Regions from separate parts of the Homo sapiens genome. Here region 1 is linked to region 2. Evidence: read pairs that join two places in POLR2A ChIA-PET (ENCODE). Cell type or tissue: A673. All regions are shown on one strand. Each heading gives the region's core, and the rest is flanking DNA. Links, peaks and the distances in the headings are about the cores only. Region 1 has its middle 240 kb from the start of LINC02309. Region 2 has its middle 170 kb from the start of LINC02328.

The links. ChIA-PET counts read pairs that join two places held together with the same protein. Peaks named below come from ENCODE experiments on the same cell type or tissue, not always from the same donor. Only the 100,000 strongest peaks of a DNase experiment are listed, where the experiment ranks them.
Region 1: POLR2A ChIA-PET joins it to region 2 with 10 read pairs; 1 of 35 experiments calls an interaction of 5 or more read pairs at or near these places.

The regions. Positions count from the first base shown.
Region 1 is chr14:86,571,720-86,580,121 of GRCh38, reverse strand. No RefSeq gene overlaps it. Among named protein-coding and RNA genes, the nearest start is that of LINC02309, 240 kb to the right of the region's middle. In A673, for the core only: no CTCF peak of the experiment used is centred there; no DNase peak of the experiment used is centred there; H3K27ac peaks cover 767 bases.
Region 2 is chr14:85,758,884-85,767,285 of GRCh38, reverse strand. No RefSeq gene overlaps it. Among named protein-coding and RNA genes, the nearest start is that of LINC02328, 170 kb to the left of the region's middle. In A673, for the core only: no CTCF peak of the experiment used is centred there; a DNase peak (open chromatin) is centred at 4,575.

The sequences.
Region 1 (8,402 bases), core at 158-8,157, 810 kb before region 2:
ATCAAGCTAAAACATATCTACCATATTAGTGTCCCTATCGGGTTACGCTGAAAATGTTCTGCTTATAACACTCAATAAACAATCTCATATGTGTACCATAAACCTTTGTTATATGTGCCAGGCTGAGAAAGAGCAGAGGAGCTCTGTGGAAGGTCTTTCAGTCCCAAGTCATTTGCTCACAGTTCAGTGGGAGGATGAACAAGACTGTTTAGGGGAGGGGATTAATGAATTCAACAATGTTACTTGCCCCAGAGACTCGTAGTGCTATGTGCCGGTTTGAGCTACAAGGTGAGAGACCAGAAATTACAGCAGACAGCCACATTCAGGCAGGTAATGAGTGTGTTGCATATGGTCCATTACTCACTATGATAGAGCATTGTTATGATTTGTAAGCTGCTTTATTAGGTGTCAATCTTATAGTATTTAAAGATACATTTTTTAAAGGGGTCTTTATTTTGATTCATCCTGCACTTATTGAGAAATACTGAGAATAACAATTATTTAGCTGTGGAATGAGACCCCTGTTCAATGCAGAAAGGGTTTTGCATACTGAGATTGAATTACTTGGGAGGTAAGAACGTCTAGATCAATTTGGCACATCATGTAGAAGTATGGTGTTACAAAACCCTTAATCCTTAATCCTTAAGGGTTCTGTGAGTATGACCATATTTCTCGTTTTTCCACTTAATAAAGTGGAGAAATGAGAAACTTCCAAGGGTTTGTATTGCGATAATAAAATCTTAGACATAGTTTGTTTTCAGTAAATTTGTAAATAGTCAAGGGCATAGTGTACCTCCATTCTACAAATGTTTGTAAGCATCAGTTAGCTAGAAGTCATTCCAATTGCTGTAAACTACTTATGATTTTCATATTAAAAAGGAGCTGCAATTTATTTTAGACGTACTATGAGCAAGGAACCTTTCTCACGAAGTTACAAGTATAATCTCTTACCAACCCATGAGATAAATGCTATAATGTTTTCTCTTTAAAATGTAAGTGAATTGAGACACAGATGATTTAATTAATATATTTTTCATCATGCAACTAATACATACTTGAAAACAGCTTTCATATCTCAGAAATATACGGAGTGCATATATGCAATAATACATGATGTATTTTATATGGGGGATATAGACGATGATATATTAAATATACATTAGATATGATATTATATATGATATAACATGTTTATCATATTTAATGATGTAATTATGTTACATATACGATATATAAAATAATGTATTTATGCTTTTACATATGTAATATACACAAATATATATTCAAATATATACATATATGCATGTATGTGTGTATGTATATATGTATGTGTATGCATGAATATATGTGTGTATGTTTGTGTGTGTATATCCACACCCACACACACACACACATATATATATAGAGAGAGAGATATGGAGAGTAAGCAAGAGAGAATCACTTCATTTATGAAGACAAAATACTGACATTTGGATATATAAAATTGGGATGGGCATTGAAAGCAATAACATGGAGGAGGTGTTAGATAAGCAGAGAAAAATTCAAATGTGGTCAGGTGGTAAGAAAAATAAAATAAACATGGTATGGCAGTGGAAGAGAAAAAATGCCTCAAGCTAGGCAAAAAAAAAGTGATCACCTAAACAGGTTATTGAGTTTTCCAGCCTTCTAGAAGCATACAGTGCCTCTCAAAATCTTCTCCAGTTTATCAACCACCCAGTAAAAGAGACTTGATTAAATTTTTATTTGCCAACTTAGAATGAAGAAATTTTAGAATTTTTACGTGTCTCAGAGGCATCCAGTCTGCAATATCTCCAAAGACATAAATTAATTGATTTATTCGACTGTTTTGTGAGCATCAAAACACAAAATACATATAGGGAATTCTAAAATAAAGATATGTTCTAGTTGTTTATATCTTATGGTAATTATATTTACACAAAGAAAATAACAGTCATAAAAGCTGAGGTAATGTTGAGTAAGAGTCCCGAATGCGGCATGGAGGACCTGGCATCTGAGTGAGATGTCAGTGACCCATCAGACATTAGAGCACAGTGAAGAACATGGGGAAAGAAGAGGGCTTGAACCCAGTGGTACATGTCGTACAATAATGGTCATAGCACCGGGCGCAGTGACTCAAGCCTGTAATCCCAGCACTTTGGGAGGCCGAGGTGGGAGGATCACGAGGTCAGGAGTTTGAGACCAGCCTGACCAATTTGATGAAACCCCGTCTCTGCTAAAAATACAAAAATTAGCCAGGCATGGTGGTGCTCGACTGTAGTCCCAGCTACCCGGGAGGCTGAGGCAGAGAATCACTTGAACCCGGGAGGCGGAGGTTGCATTGAGCCGAGATTGCGCCACTGCACTCCACTCCAGCCTGGCGACAGAGTGAGACTCCATCTGAAAAAAAAAAAAAAAAAATTGGTCATGGCAGGGGAAGTGAAAGTACAGTAACAAGGACAATACATGATCCAGGGAAGTTTACGTGACATGTAGGCATACAGAATTTCTAGAAGAGAATTCATTGAAATTGCTATAATTAGCAATAATTTCTTCTGGTATTACATGGGAATCTCCCTCTATGAAATATATCTATGACTCTTTACTATGCTCTCTGGAGTTATACTGGATAAATAAATATCCTTTTCAAGTATTTATGAAGAGCTATCACAGTGTGTTGCAACTCTGAAATCAAGGAAGCTCCCCTTCAATTTCTCATCTCTTTTTTGCTTCTCTCATTTTCTAGTCTAAATGATCTCTTACACTCTGCCAAGCATTCATGTACCCCATTTCTCCTGATTTCTGAATTCATTTTCTCCTCACAATAGAAAAATATTTAATGTTATTAATTATATTCACAACAAAACTCAGTTGCAATTGCACAGGAATTTTAAGGCAATAATAACGCAGGCACCTGTCGTCTTCACATACTTTAGCTTTATGTCACTTCAAGGAGTTAACACAATGGGAAACTCTAAATTTCTTGTAAATATTTCCATTTTGTGAGTTTAACTCTATCTCCAACAGTGGAACATCAGAATTGGGTGGGAGTGTATGCTAAAAAAACAGGTACCTTCACCACAAAAGTTGTGTTAGTCAGAGTAGGTTAACTATTCAACAAACATTTTCCAAATATCAATAGTTCGAGAAAATAAAAGTTTGTTTCTCATTCAAGTCAGAATCCAATATAGTTGACTGGGGAGACAAGATTCTAGTGGGTACACAAGAACCCAAGATATTTCAATATTTTGCTCTCTATTATCGTCTAGTGCTTTAGAATTATTTGCATGTTTCTCTGTATCCAAGCTGGAAACAGTTTTTCTTGAGTAGCATCCATAATTTCCATTCATATTCCATTACCAAGAACTCAATCAGACATCCTCACTTATCCAGAAAAAAGAGATCAGGAAACCATTTGGCTGTATGCCCAGGAAAGAGAGAAATAAGTTTGTAATCTTTGCCCCAGAAGCTTAGGTAATACTAGGCAGACATATATAGGTAGAATCAAATAAAGGCTACATATGTAGGGCTCCTGATCCAGAATCAGTGACACATGTATAAGAATGTTTGTACCATATATGTTACTGACTCTGATAGTGTTGAAATATAAAGAAGACTTACCATTCATAACATTGCAACAGAAAAGCCGCCTTGTTTAGAACTGCCTTCTTAGCATCTGTGTCTACTTTGGTACCTTGTGGAATCTCAATGAGTTTGCCAAATTAACTTGTGTACAATATAGAGCTAACAAAATTAAAACATGGATCTATATGGGCTGGCTATGACATGATAATATCTTTTGATATTCATGCTTATTATTTACCTTTATGTCTAATTATGATATAGGCTATAAAGTTGAATAAGAGTCTTAAATACTGCATAAATTAATGTTCTGTAAGGTTTATTTGATTGCAACAATAAACTGTAAAAATGTGCTAAGTCTCTCTAGTTTGATTGTCTGTAGACTACTCTTGGTTGGACAGTGCAGTAGATAAAACCTAGCAAAGTCAACAGAGATTTAATTAAGCCCAGTGTACTATACAGAAAGTGCTTTTGAACTAACTGCTTTGCACCTACCAGTCACAGATATATGTGAGAAGAAAAAGGAAGAAAATTACTAAACAAATTCAGCTACCCACATTTTGCTTAAGAATGGTCTAGCTGGCTCTTTCTCAGACTCTCTAGATATACTGGTCAAAACTTGATGTCAATATAGTCCCACAAAAATTGGCAAAATTTAGTTTCCATAGAATAAAAAAATTCTGAAAGGAGAGAGTCCTTCTTGTAGGAAAAATATTCTGGAATGTTACCAACTTCATATATTTCTCTCAAAAATACAATATATTTTTAATCTGGTTAAATCAAATAGTTTGAATAATGGTTTTAATTCTCCATTTCAAGACAGTTACTGTCACAGGAAAGACAATGAGGAAATTTGCTATGCATGAGGAAGGTAAATTATGAAATAGTGTATATGTGTCCAATGTTACATTTTGTGAAAATGCAAAATATTCTTTATCACAATACAATAATATATGTCACACAATAGCACACAGAATATTATATAAATATTCAAATATAAATATGTATTTATGAAGTTGAGCCATGTGAAATTGATGACTTTTTTAACCTATGAAATTCATAATTTCATATGGTTCAACCACACACACATGCGCACACACACACACACACACACACAGAAGCACACATGCAGATCCAATTTATTATCTCACAACATATCTTTTCATCAGAAATAGCCCAGCCAGATGGATTCATTAAACTCAAATTAGTAGTAAGGAAAGACAGACTCTTAAAATTAGATTAATGTTATGCTGACAGGGCTCTTTTGAAGAAGCTCTTTTTCCACTGAACTTGTGTGAGGGCCAAATTCACTGTCAATAAGCTATTTCTAACCAATTATGTGTTTTAAAAAAATTTTTTAACTGTCTATGTCATTACTAGGTGACTCAGAAATACCACTAATGGTACAGTAAATTTATCTAAAAATTTCCATAATAACTGCTGTTTGTTTAGAGATTTGTGACAGATTTTCAGGGGAAAAATCATTTAGAGTTATTAAGTAATGCCACAATCATTCTGAGTAATTTCAGAGACCTTTTAGTCACACCTACCAGTTAGACTGTGAGGTAGGGAAAAAAGAAATTTGCTAAACTAATATTCAGCTACCAGAGACAATGTTGTTTCCCAGACTGGAGACGCTGATGAACTGCTTCTGAAGGAAAAGTTTTAGAGAAGATCTTCCTTAACAAAATGTCACACAGGATTTCTAGGGCTGATAGAATACACATTTTAAAACAAGGGATATGTTTAATACCTTCTTTGTTCCCCTGATTTATCATTTGTGTTAAAATATTCCTTCAAATTTATTTACTCTCAGCTGCCTAATCTCATGGGCAGTCGCCAGTGAGGGATAATTTGAGCAAACCTAGGACATGAATCATGGAATGGAATCTGCGGGATAACTGACTGATCGCTTTCCCTAAGGACTGATTTTGCCGTCTTCATTATGCTCATATGTTGTACAGCAAGATACACGGTGAATAACAGATTCCATCAAAGGCATAGACAGAAAAACAAATCCACACATTCTCAGAATTGCAGTCTAAATGCTTCCTTTTTTAGCTTATTTTCTTTGCTAAATATCTTTACCAAGAATTTCTTCCCACTATATTTACTTGTAAAATGCGGAGTTAACTGTCCATGCACGCTGTGATCTGCGGTTTGATTGCAGTCACTGTCCCTATTTTGTTTCTATCCTGTATTTCCTGCTTCAACTCATAGTATATTTTAAACTTGGATTTTGTAGTAGATCTGGCATCTCAGTGGAATCTTGAAAAACTGAGCATTCCATAGGCTAGATCAACCAGTAGATTCCATGCTCCAGCCCTTTAAATATTTCTTGCATGAACACTTAACTTTCCTATCCCTTTCCCACTTTATCATGTTTTCCAGCCAACGTGACTATCCTGATTACATTGAGTCTCTGTTTATTTTGTGCCTGCACCTATGTAACTGATACGGATTGGAGCAAAACTTTGTTTTAAAATTATGACTACAACTCTCAACTGGGCCTTCTACAATATCAAGCAATCCTACTAAAGTTCCCTGATCAAATGGCGCTTCTCATCACTGGGATAATTATTTTACATTTTCTCTTATTTCCTCTTCTCAAATCTTTTTCAATCTATTTCATTATCGAGAGAATAGAGGCCCCAGAGAGAAATATCTCATACTCCCATTATTAATCTACTAGCTGATACTTATCTATCTTGGGGCAGTCTGTTTATTTTACATTACAATAGACAAACTTTTTATTTCTATTAAAACCATTCAGCATTGAAATTCATTACCTATTTTCTCTTGCTCTTTCAAGGAATTGGTTACTAATAGTATATTCTTTCTCCATTGTGTCTTAAGTCTTTACTCTTGCTTGGATCATTCTCTCCAGCCTAAAATCTCTTTAAGCAAACAAACAAACAAAAATGATTGTCTCCTTGTTTTTATATTTTCTGGGGTCTTGACCCTTTCCCTTTTCTTCTTTAGAGTAAAAATGACTGAAAAATTTGCCTAGCAACACTATTTCTACTTTCCTCTTTGCTTTTGGTCTTTAGCATGCCAACATGATCTCCGACTAAAACTGCTCATGTCAGGGAGAACTTCGAATACCACCCTGCCAAAACCAATAGGCAAGTTGAAGTCTTTATCCCACTCTCATCTTCAGTTGCACCAACTCTTATTTACCCAGTTTCTAATTGATACAGCCAGGTAATATAAAATTGATGATGCAGTTTTAATTTAAAAATAATTTTTAAAATTGTATTTTTGTTAAATTTACTTGAAAATACTTTTTATTCCATTGGTGGACCAATAATGAATTTCTTGGCATAAAACTAATTAGACAAGTTAGTCCACAGTGGGTGCTGGATTCAAATTTTTACCTTGAGTGAGTCTTTTACTTCTGGAAGAAATGCATTTTTAGCCAGGAATTAATTACTGTCTACTTATGGATTCTTGATAAGAAGACCTCAAGAATATCTGAACATTTGGGAAGAAAAGTGTCTTTACTAGTAATGTGAAAGACGAATAATTTCCCTGAAAATGTCACTTATTTTAGGTATAGGAAAGTGGCATTTTACTTGTGTATTATTTCTTAGTCAAAATATTTCGAATAGATTGAAGAATTTCTTTTGGTATTTACAACTACAATTAGCAAAAACTGAACAAACTAATAAAGCTTGGTGTCACAGAATTTTGATCTTAATTCTAGAGTCTCTTGAGTCTCAAACAATGTGAATAAGGTTATTAATGTTAAAGAAATAAAAATTGGAATTCAACATTACCAATTTAGATTCGAATTCTCAGTTATTTAAATTATGTTGTATATTTGCATATTTTATTTTGTTTAGAATTTCTAAATGGACTCATTCTACAACTTACATTGTTTTTTTTAAAATCAACTTAGAGTTTGAGGGGTTTTATTTATTTATTTTTAAATTTTTGAAAATAGATGCACAGCAATTGATACACTAAACACCCATCTTACCACTACACAAAGTTAAAATGATACTAACATTTTATCATATTTAAGGCATTGTTTAAATAAAATGATTATGTGCCCATAAAATGTAAGGCTTTTAGCCTCTCAACCAGTGAGAAGCTCACATATTCACCATATTTAGTACTTAAAAGAAGTTTAGGAATTTATATAAAATGTATATGGTATATCTTACTATATATACATTACAGTGCAACTCTTTCACTAAAAATATTTTTTAGTTCTTATCATGCTACTTCATTTAGTCCTTTTGTAGTACTGCATTATATAAAAATTTATATTTATTGCTCTTGTAATTTACAACTACCTCATTTCCAGTGTTCCACTATCTCAATGTTCTATTCATCTTAGAGACCACAGATTGTACTACAAAGAGGTTATAATAAATAAGAGAAAAAAACTTTAAACAATAAAAACAGATTGAAATAATATGAAAGAAGATCTACTAGGCAACTATGGACCAAAAGAACAGTAGGATTGCATTCTGAAAATCTGCCAAAACAAAATTTGAAGGAAAAATATGACACAGAAGAAAAAGAAAAGTAATATATAATGTTACAAGAAATACTATAATGAGAACATATTATTGATAACTTTTTACTATACATCATACAACAAGAAATATATAGTCAGATTTAGTTGATGAATCAAGTACACAAATATAAACAGAAACATTGAAGATCTAAAAATAGAATTGCTGAATTCAAGGTATCACACATAAAAAACAGAATTGTTCTTTTCAAGTGCGCATGGACTATTAAGGAAACTATGTTTAAGGTGACAAAAACAGCCTCAATGGACATTACAAAATCAATTTTATAGAAATGAT
Region 2 (8,402 bases), core at 278-8,277:
TAGCAAAAATTGACATGTATCAAACTCCAACTATGCATGTGCTAGGTCTGAGGGGTAAGTACAGCAAAGAAAATGTTTTCACAATTTTTCCATCAGCGAACATCATGATTTATACTTGTAGGTATACAGTAAATGTTTCTTGCATGAATAAATGTTTAATCAATTTAAAAATTACCTACCCTCAGTGAACTGAATTTGAGGGAGGAGGGCTTAAAAGAAAGATCAAGGATCTAATTTGTTCTAGGCAGAGGCGAGGCAGAGGCAGGAGAGTCTTTCAGAGGGAGTAACAATTGATCTGAGATTCAAAGAATAAAAAAAAAAAAAGGCAAAAAAAGACACAAGAACCAGATGACCATTCCAGCATATAAAGTAGTGCACTTCCATTGTTGAATTATGCGAGATTCAGTTATCTGTTCCTTCTTAACAAACATTTCCAAAATTAATGGTTTAAAACAATGATTACTACTGTCATGGTTCCTGAGGTGACAGGTGAGCTGGGAAGTTTTTCCTGCTCCAGGTGTTTTCAACTTGGTGGTATTCAGCAGGTAGACAGGCTGGTCCAGTAGATATAAACCATGTCTGGCATCTTTACAGGGATGCCCACAAATGCTGGACTCAGCTTAGAATGCTGAGCCAGGAACCTATACCTTGATGGTCTTGGTCCAAGGTGGGCACTTGTGAACTTCTTACATGGCAGTGCAAGAAACACTGGGGCAAGAATTCCAAAAGACCGGAGGGGAACCTGCCAGCCTTCTTACAGCCTAAACCTGGAATGTCCGACCATTACTTCCTTCACATCCTATTAGTGGAACAAGTCACCTAGGCCAGCCCCAGGGGAGTGGAGTTAGACTCCATTTCTCGAAGAACTTGTAGCTGTCTTTCATCTATAATCTACCACACTCTGGTAGCACACTGAGCTTCAAATCACAATGCAGATATACATCCAAGAAATAGTAACTATGCTAATACTTCTAATGGATGCAGAATACCTTAATAACCATCGTAACAACACCCATGTGAACTGAAGCCCATCCTTAAACATAAGGGAAACAAATCCTATGGCTTCACTTTGATGGATCAAGCATTTGCTCTAGATTGTAATTAGCATAACAGTGAAAACAGTCCAAATAAAAAGGTAGACGATAGATGTTGTTTCCCAGCAACCTGAAGATAAGGCACCTCTGGATTCAGCCCTTACTACAGGTGGAAATGCAGAGACAGGAATCCGATCTGTGCAAGAAAGATTACTGGATTGGTGTTCCTCTCTTTTTGGTAAAACCAGCTGAAAGCCCATTAGTGGAAACTTGCTGTTCCCTTTACGTGTGAGTGCTCTGAAAGTCCCCCTCTCCCTTTATCCCCCATCCCTCCCCACCAATTCAAAATAAACCTCGCTAAATTAAAGCCATATTTGCGGATCATAAAAGGAACTTTATCTTAGTAGCCAATAAATAGTAGTAGGTTTTGATTCTTGTACATGTGCAGTGTGCTGTCCTGAGTGGTTCACTTTATTTAGCATTGCTGGGAGATTGGTAATGGATTTCCCCGACAGATCCATCTCTGGGTAGATCAGATCAGGGAAACGAGCTCTTTGGGGGCACAGGCTTGTATGGAATTGTAACAGTATGTGTTCACTGACCCCAAGTTGAAGGAATGTTTCATTCCACCACCCTGAAATGGAAACTGATAGTCTCTGTTGTTTTCATTGCTTAAACTGCATATTATTTTGAGGAACTTTATTTTAAACTAACTTGAGTGGTAGCATAGCTTTTCACAAAAAGAAAAAAATAAATCAAATGCTTCATATTTTGCTGGCAGCATATTGGTTAACTGAAAACAATTTCTTTATGCCTTTACAGAAAAGAGAGCAAACTCCTGAATTTAAGGTGAACTAACAGTAATATTTCTCTCTCTCTTTCTTTCTCTCTCCCTCTTTCTCTCTCTCTCTCTCTCTCTCTCGCTCTCACTCTCATTTTTCTGTGTATTTGAATAAAAGTAATAAATTCTCTCACTTGCTTAAAAACTCTGGCCCAATGCCTTTGAAAAAAGTCTCTGAAATCTTAGTTTGAACTGAATCTGAGTTAACTGTCAAAGATTTCTCCCTGAAGTTGTGCTCTCTTCGAAATTTAGTTTCCCTTGGACACAGTATTTGCAACCAAAGCAATCTCTAGAATGGAAGACCAGAAACTGCCCAGCCTGCGTCTGACCTTTCTGGCAGATGTTTTTAAATGGAATGGATTGCCTTTCCCAGCCCGAAATGCGTAATCTTTGGTTAGGGTTGTTTTCCATGCAAATACTTAGACAGACTGTGGTTTGTGCTGCTGGGCGTTGGTAATGGGATATGCACAGAGCTCAGGTCACTGACTAAACCAGCTGGATCAGAAATGACCTTTTTAAATCTTAGGATGAATGTTTGATACATTAGGGAAGTTAGCGGATCTGGTCAGCACATTGTTTTTTTTTGTTTGTTTGTTTGTTTTCTTTTCTTGTGAAAGCCCAAATTATGATCTGGACAACTCATTGGCATGATGAACAGAAGAAATATAGAGATACATCTTAATTCTGATTTGGCCAAAAAGCTAATTGGCCAACACAACTATAAATATGTCTCATCAAGTGATGTAATAAGGTGAGCCTACATATGGTTGTTTAATGGTTGGTGACCAGCAGGTAGAAAGAAGGCATGGGAATGTTTCCCCCTGAATGACTCTATTTGCACAAGAACTTCATACAAGTGAAAAGACTGGGGAAACACAATCTCATAGCAATGTGGGAACCAGTGTTCAGGGACTGAATGTCTTCTGCTTATTTTATGGTAGTGAGGTTCCTGAAGGGTGTATTAACCCTTCTCCTAAAAGTTAAAAATGAGAACTAAGCTTATGAGTGGTGACTTGCAGATAGCATTTTTTTTTTGAGACAGAGTTTCACTCTTGTTGCCCAGGCTGGAGTGCAGTGGCACAATCTCGGCTCACCGCAACCTCCGCCTCCTGGGTTTAAGCGATTCTCCTGCCTCAGCCTCCTGAGTAGCTGGGATTACAGGTGCTCGCCACCACACTCAGCTAATTTTTGTGTTTTTAGTGGAGATGGGGTTTCACCATGCTGGTCAGGCTGGTCTCGAACTCCTGACCTCAAGTGATCTGCCTGCCTTGGCCTCCCAAATTCCTGGGATTACAGGCATAAGCCACCTCGCCCAGCTGTAGATAGCTTCTTAAGAGGACATGTTGGAGCTGTGACTCCCCAAATGATGGACCAGGCAATTCGTATTGCACTGGACTCCTCCAGAGAGGTGAAGGAAATCAATAATGAGTGTGTCTAACAGGCAATAAGGGCCTCTTTTGGGGGCAGAAAGTTTACTGCAATGAAAAGAGCAGAGATTGCATAGGTCAGCTGACCTTGTATTAGACTTCATTTCTGCAACTTTTGTTTGTCTGGCCTTGGGCAAATCATTTAACCTTCCTGAGCCCATCTTGTAGGTAATACCTTCAGTTTTATAGTAAGGGTTAGTAAAAATGTATGTAAAGCATCTAACATTATGCCTGGTACATGGTAATGACTTATAGATTGCATTCTCTATGATCCTTCTTGTCTTACATGATAGTATCATTTAGTGAATGAGACAGAACCAGGTCTGAATATGAGATTTACCCCCTTTGTAGCTGTATGAATGAAAACAAATTTCTTTCCCTCATAAAACTTCAGTTTCTTCATTTTATAATGGGGAAAACAAAAATTACCTTATAGGAATTACTTGATCATGAAATCAAGGCTCCTCTGATACAATAAAGTGCCTAAGAGAGTTTCTGACCTATAATAGTATCCATTTGTGTCATTTCTGTACACACACTTCCACAGCCTGGGGCATAGATGAATAGGAAATCTTGTCAAGGGTCTTTGTTAAATCTAGGGGGACAATAGAGCCAGATTTGAGCTCGGCCTTAAGACAGAACTATCACAGCAGAAAATGTGGCAATAAACTCTGAGGAATTTGTTACATTTGAAGGTGGTAGAACACATCCATGGTGAGGAAGACACAGGGAAATAGTGATGAGATTAAAGTAGTCACAAGAATGACTCCTGACACAAACAGTGGGACTTGTAATTGAAAAAACAAAAGAAAAAAAGAGATTCAAAGAGGCTGAGAGATGTAACTAGTGCTTGATTTGCCATTAATGGGGAAACTTCAGTGGTTTTCATTGGGATGATAACCAATTACAGACTTGAAACTCCAGGCACCCTTCTTCTCTTTCTTTAATGTGCTTCAACTAAGTTTTAAATGATTTATTCTTCCAATTTTATTTGATTTCAGCATTTTCCCATATTTTTCTCTTTTGGAACATTCCAGGTCTTTTTACATATTTCACTTTAAAGCTATAAAGCATGCCAGGAGCTTCAAGGAATGAAAGAACTGATATTTACGCTGCTGTGATACTTAAACTTTTCCCCCTGAACTCACACCCAAAAACTTGTCTATAGGCCAATTTGCATTTTGGCCACATTTTGAGGAGTTGGCAGCAATAACCACGCTGCAAACTCACACCACATGTGGTACTAATTGGCGCAGTTGGCGGTTTAAGAAGAGAGGCTAGGGATTGAGTGGGCATGGAAACCTAACAATACCTTCACACAATGGTTCTCAACAGGAGATAGAAATTAGAACTGTGAGGGAAAGGATAGGCCTCTGTGGCAGGTCAATAAGATGAATTGCTCAGTGCTTTGCAAAAGCAACCAAAACCCAGAAAAACAAAACAGAGAAAAGACTTGAAGTAGACACTGTAATTTTTTTTTCTTTTTTTTTTTTTTTTTTTTTACCAAACTTCCAGAATAGACCAAGAACTTGTTCACTTAACATGTACAGTCAAGGAGCATAAATGCACAGATGAAGGAACGATCTGGGGTCAAACAGGCACCTTGGGCCGTTTGGATATTCACTCATTGATTCCGGCCAGTGAACTTCCCCCAGGTCAGTTTCTCCATCTGCAAAGCAAGCAGGAGTCTTTCATCGCATTTGCCTCCTACCAGCTGAAGGGAACAGGGAGCAGATTTGTAGTTTGTTAAAGTGCTTTGATTTTACAAACTTTAAACCCAAACACAGGAATCTCTCATAACATCTTAGCTGTGGGTCTCTGTAGGCATGAGGAAAGCGGCAGTGGTGTTGGGGATAATTATTCCCCTAGACAGCTGTGTTAGAAACAGAATTTGCAAGAAACAGAATGGAGCCTCAGGGAATTGGGGTTAATTGTAAGGATACATGAGGGAGGATGGAAACACAGGAGCTGCCTCAGTAGCCACATCGAAAGGCTCATGGAACTGGACAGTTTTGCTTTTTTTAACTCAAGCTAAAACAGCAGCTTTGGTTTCCCTATGGCAATTATAATGGTCTTAGCATTCAGCATCTCTCTTTTCTTTCACTGTGCCTGTGTGTGCTCACTTCATATCAGAGCACAATGAAATCAAAGAGAGCTCCCTGATCTGACCCTATCAAGTTCTTTCAGAAGCTTCAGCTTTCCTTTCCCTAAAAAATAAGAATGTAATTACAAGAACCTAAAATTACGAATGCGAGTATTGCATCTCTCTCTCTCTCTCTCTCTCACACACACACACACACACACACACACGCTTCTCTAAAGCTCATCTCTGAAATTTGCAGGGCCTGAGACAAGGATATGACTGTAGACCCCTAGACTTCACCCCTTCTGTTCCCATCCCAGCTCTGTTTTCAATATGAAGGGCCTTACACACTTCTGTGTGAACACAGCCCTTAAATCCAAGCTCCATTCATTCCCACATACCTGCTTCCCCACATACCCCGACAAATGGCCATTCCTCCGAGACTTCAAGAGGTCAACTGAAGAAGAAGCCTGTGCAAGAACAGAAATGGATTCAGAGACATTGGGTCAGGGAATTCCAGTGCCTCAACCAACCTACTGTGGCCTAGAAAAGACCCCTTGTGCTAATGAATGTCTTGTCCTATGGGATAGAGCTAAGTAGGATCACGATACAGAGTCATCTAAAGTGCACAACCCTGGGAAGGACCTTATATTACTTGGGTTTAAAGCAGGAGTATCTAATCTTTTGGGTTCCCTGGGCCACATTGGGAGAATAAGAATTGTATTGGGCCACACATAAAATATGCTAAAACTAATGATAGCTGACGAACTTTAAAAAAAATCATTAAAAAATTTTAAGAAAATTTATGAATCTGTGTTGGGCTGCATTCAAAGCCATCCTGGGCCACATGTGGGCTGTGGGCCACAGGTTGGACAAGTTTGGTCTAAAGCAACTTATTTTAGTTTTCTTCTCTCTTCTCAATTCATATCTGTGTCTTTTAAAACAACTACTTCTAGGACTACACCTACTATCACCATCAGTACTATTACTACTGTATGAAGAACAAATGGGGAATCATATTTAAGGAATCTCCTTTAGAAAACATGAGGCAGATTATTCTTGTAGGCTGCCTTAGCTCAGGTTCCCATAACACATGTCATAGATTGGGTGGCTTAAACAGCAAACATTTATTTCTTACAGTTCTGAAAGCTGGGAGGTTCAAAATCAAGGCTCTAGAAATCCAGTGTCTCGTGAAGGCTGCTCTCTGGCTTGTAGATGGTCTTCTTTCTGTATTTTCTCAATGGTGACGAGAAAGGGAAAGGAAGTAAGATTTCTGTAACTCTTCTCACAAAGGCACTTCTTCCATCAACAGTGCTACACCTTCATGACCTAATTACCTCCCAAATGCCCCATCTCCAACTAACTCATCTAATGCGTTAAAGAATGCCATTTCTCCTCTTGGCCACCCTAATCACCTCACTGATTCCAGTTCTGAAGTTAGAATTGTTCCCAATGTGTCAGAAGGGGTCAAATACAAAGTGTGAACCAGAAAGAAAAGGCTACAACAACAAAAATGGCAATAGTTGTTATTTTTTATCAGCAGAAACCTGGAGGAAATGTGCAGCTAGAGTCAAAGGGAGCTATACTAGGTAGAAATAATCATAAACAGATTGGGGCAAATTAGCCAATATTGGTACATGTACCAGAGCCTACATGCAGTGAGCTTACCCGAGTAGCTCAGAGTGATTATAATTGTTTTGCTTTCTGAATTGGTTGACTGAAATCCAGATTCAACAATGGCTCACACTAAATGAAGTTGAGATGAAAGAAATTCCCTGGTATATTGTGGAATCTGAAACTTATGGTATATATTAGTGGGTTTGAACTGCTGTAACTAAAATACCAAAGACTTGGTGGCTAATAACAGCAATAAACAATTACTTCTCACAGTTACAGAGGCTGTAAAGTTCAAAATCATGGTGCCAGTAGATCTGGTGTCTGGTGAGGCTGTTCTTCCTGGCTTATAAAAACTGCATGCATGTTTACAACAGAACAATTTGCAATTGCAAAAAATATGGAACCTAACCAAATAGCCATCAATCAATGAGTGGATAAAGAAAATGTGAGATAGATATATATGTGTGTGTGTATGTGTGTGTGTGTGTGTGTGTGTGTGTGTGTGTATATATATAATGGAATACTACTCAGCCATAAAAAGGAATGAAATAATGGCATTTGCAGCAACCTGAATGGAATTGGAGACTATTGTCTAAGTGAAGTAACTGAGGAATGGAAAACTAAACATAGTATGTTCTCACTCATATGTAGGAGCTAAGCTATGAGGACACAAAGGCATAAGAACAATACATTGGACTTGGACTTTGGGGACTCAGGGGAAAGGGTAGTGGGTGGTGAGGGTTAAAAAAACTACAGATTGGGTACACCGTACACTGCTTAGGTGACGGGTGCACCAAAATTTCAGAAGTCACCACTGAAGAACTTGTTCATGTAACCAACCACCACCTGTTCCCTAAAAACTATTGAAATTAAAAAAATATATATTAAAATTTATTTTGAAAAATAAATTTGCCTCCAGAAAGTTCTCTCCTGTCTCTTCTTACTAAAGGCACTAATCCCATCACAAGAGCTCCACCTTTATGACCTAATTTCCTCCCAAAAGCCCCATTTCAAAGTACTATCCCATTGAGGGTTAGGATTTCAACTTAGGAGCTTTGTGGAGACAGAAACATTCAGTCCACAGCATAGGCTAAACCTATTCTAAAGAGCAGAAATGGGAAGTGGTCAAGTGGTGATGGTACTCAGTACATTCAGAAGTAGCTTGGGGGTGAATGTAACATCAGGGGGAGCTGTAAAGGCATGAAATGAAATATATGCTAACATTAATGTCTGGGCCATTTCCAGGCCTGGTTGTTGGGTACTCAAACTAGAATTCATTTTTTGAGAATCCTTTTTAGAAACTGAGTTCCCAATTTCTAAGCATTTTCATTCAAGTCAATGCTCATGTTAAAGTTGGCCCTGAGCCAGGCAATGTAGGTGACGCCAGGGCTGTCAACCAT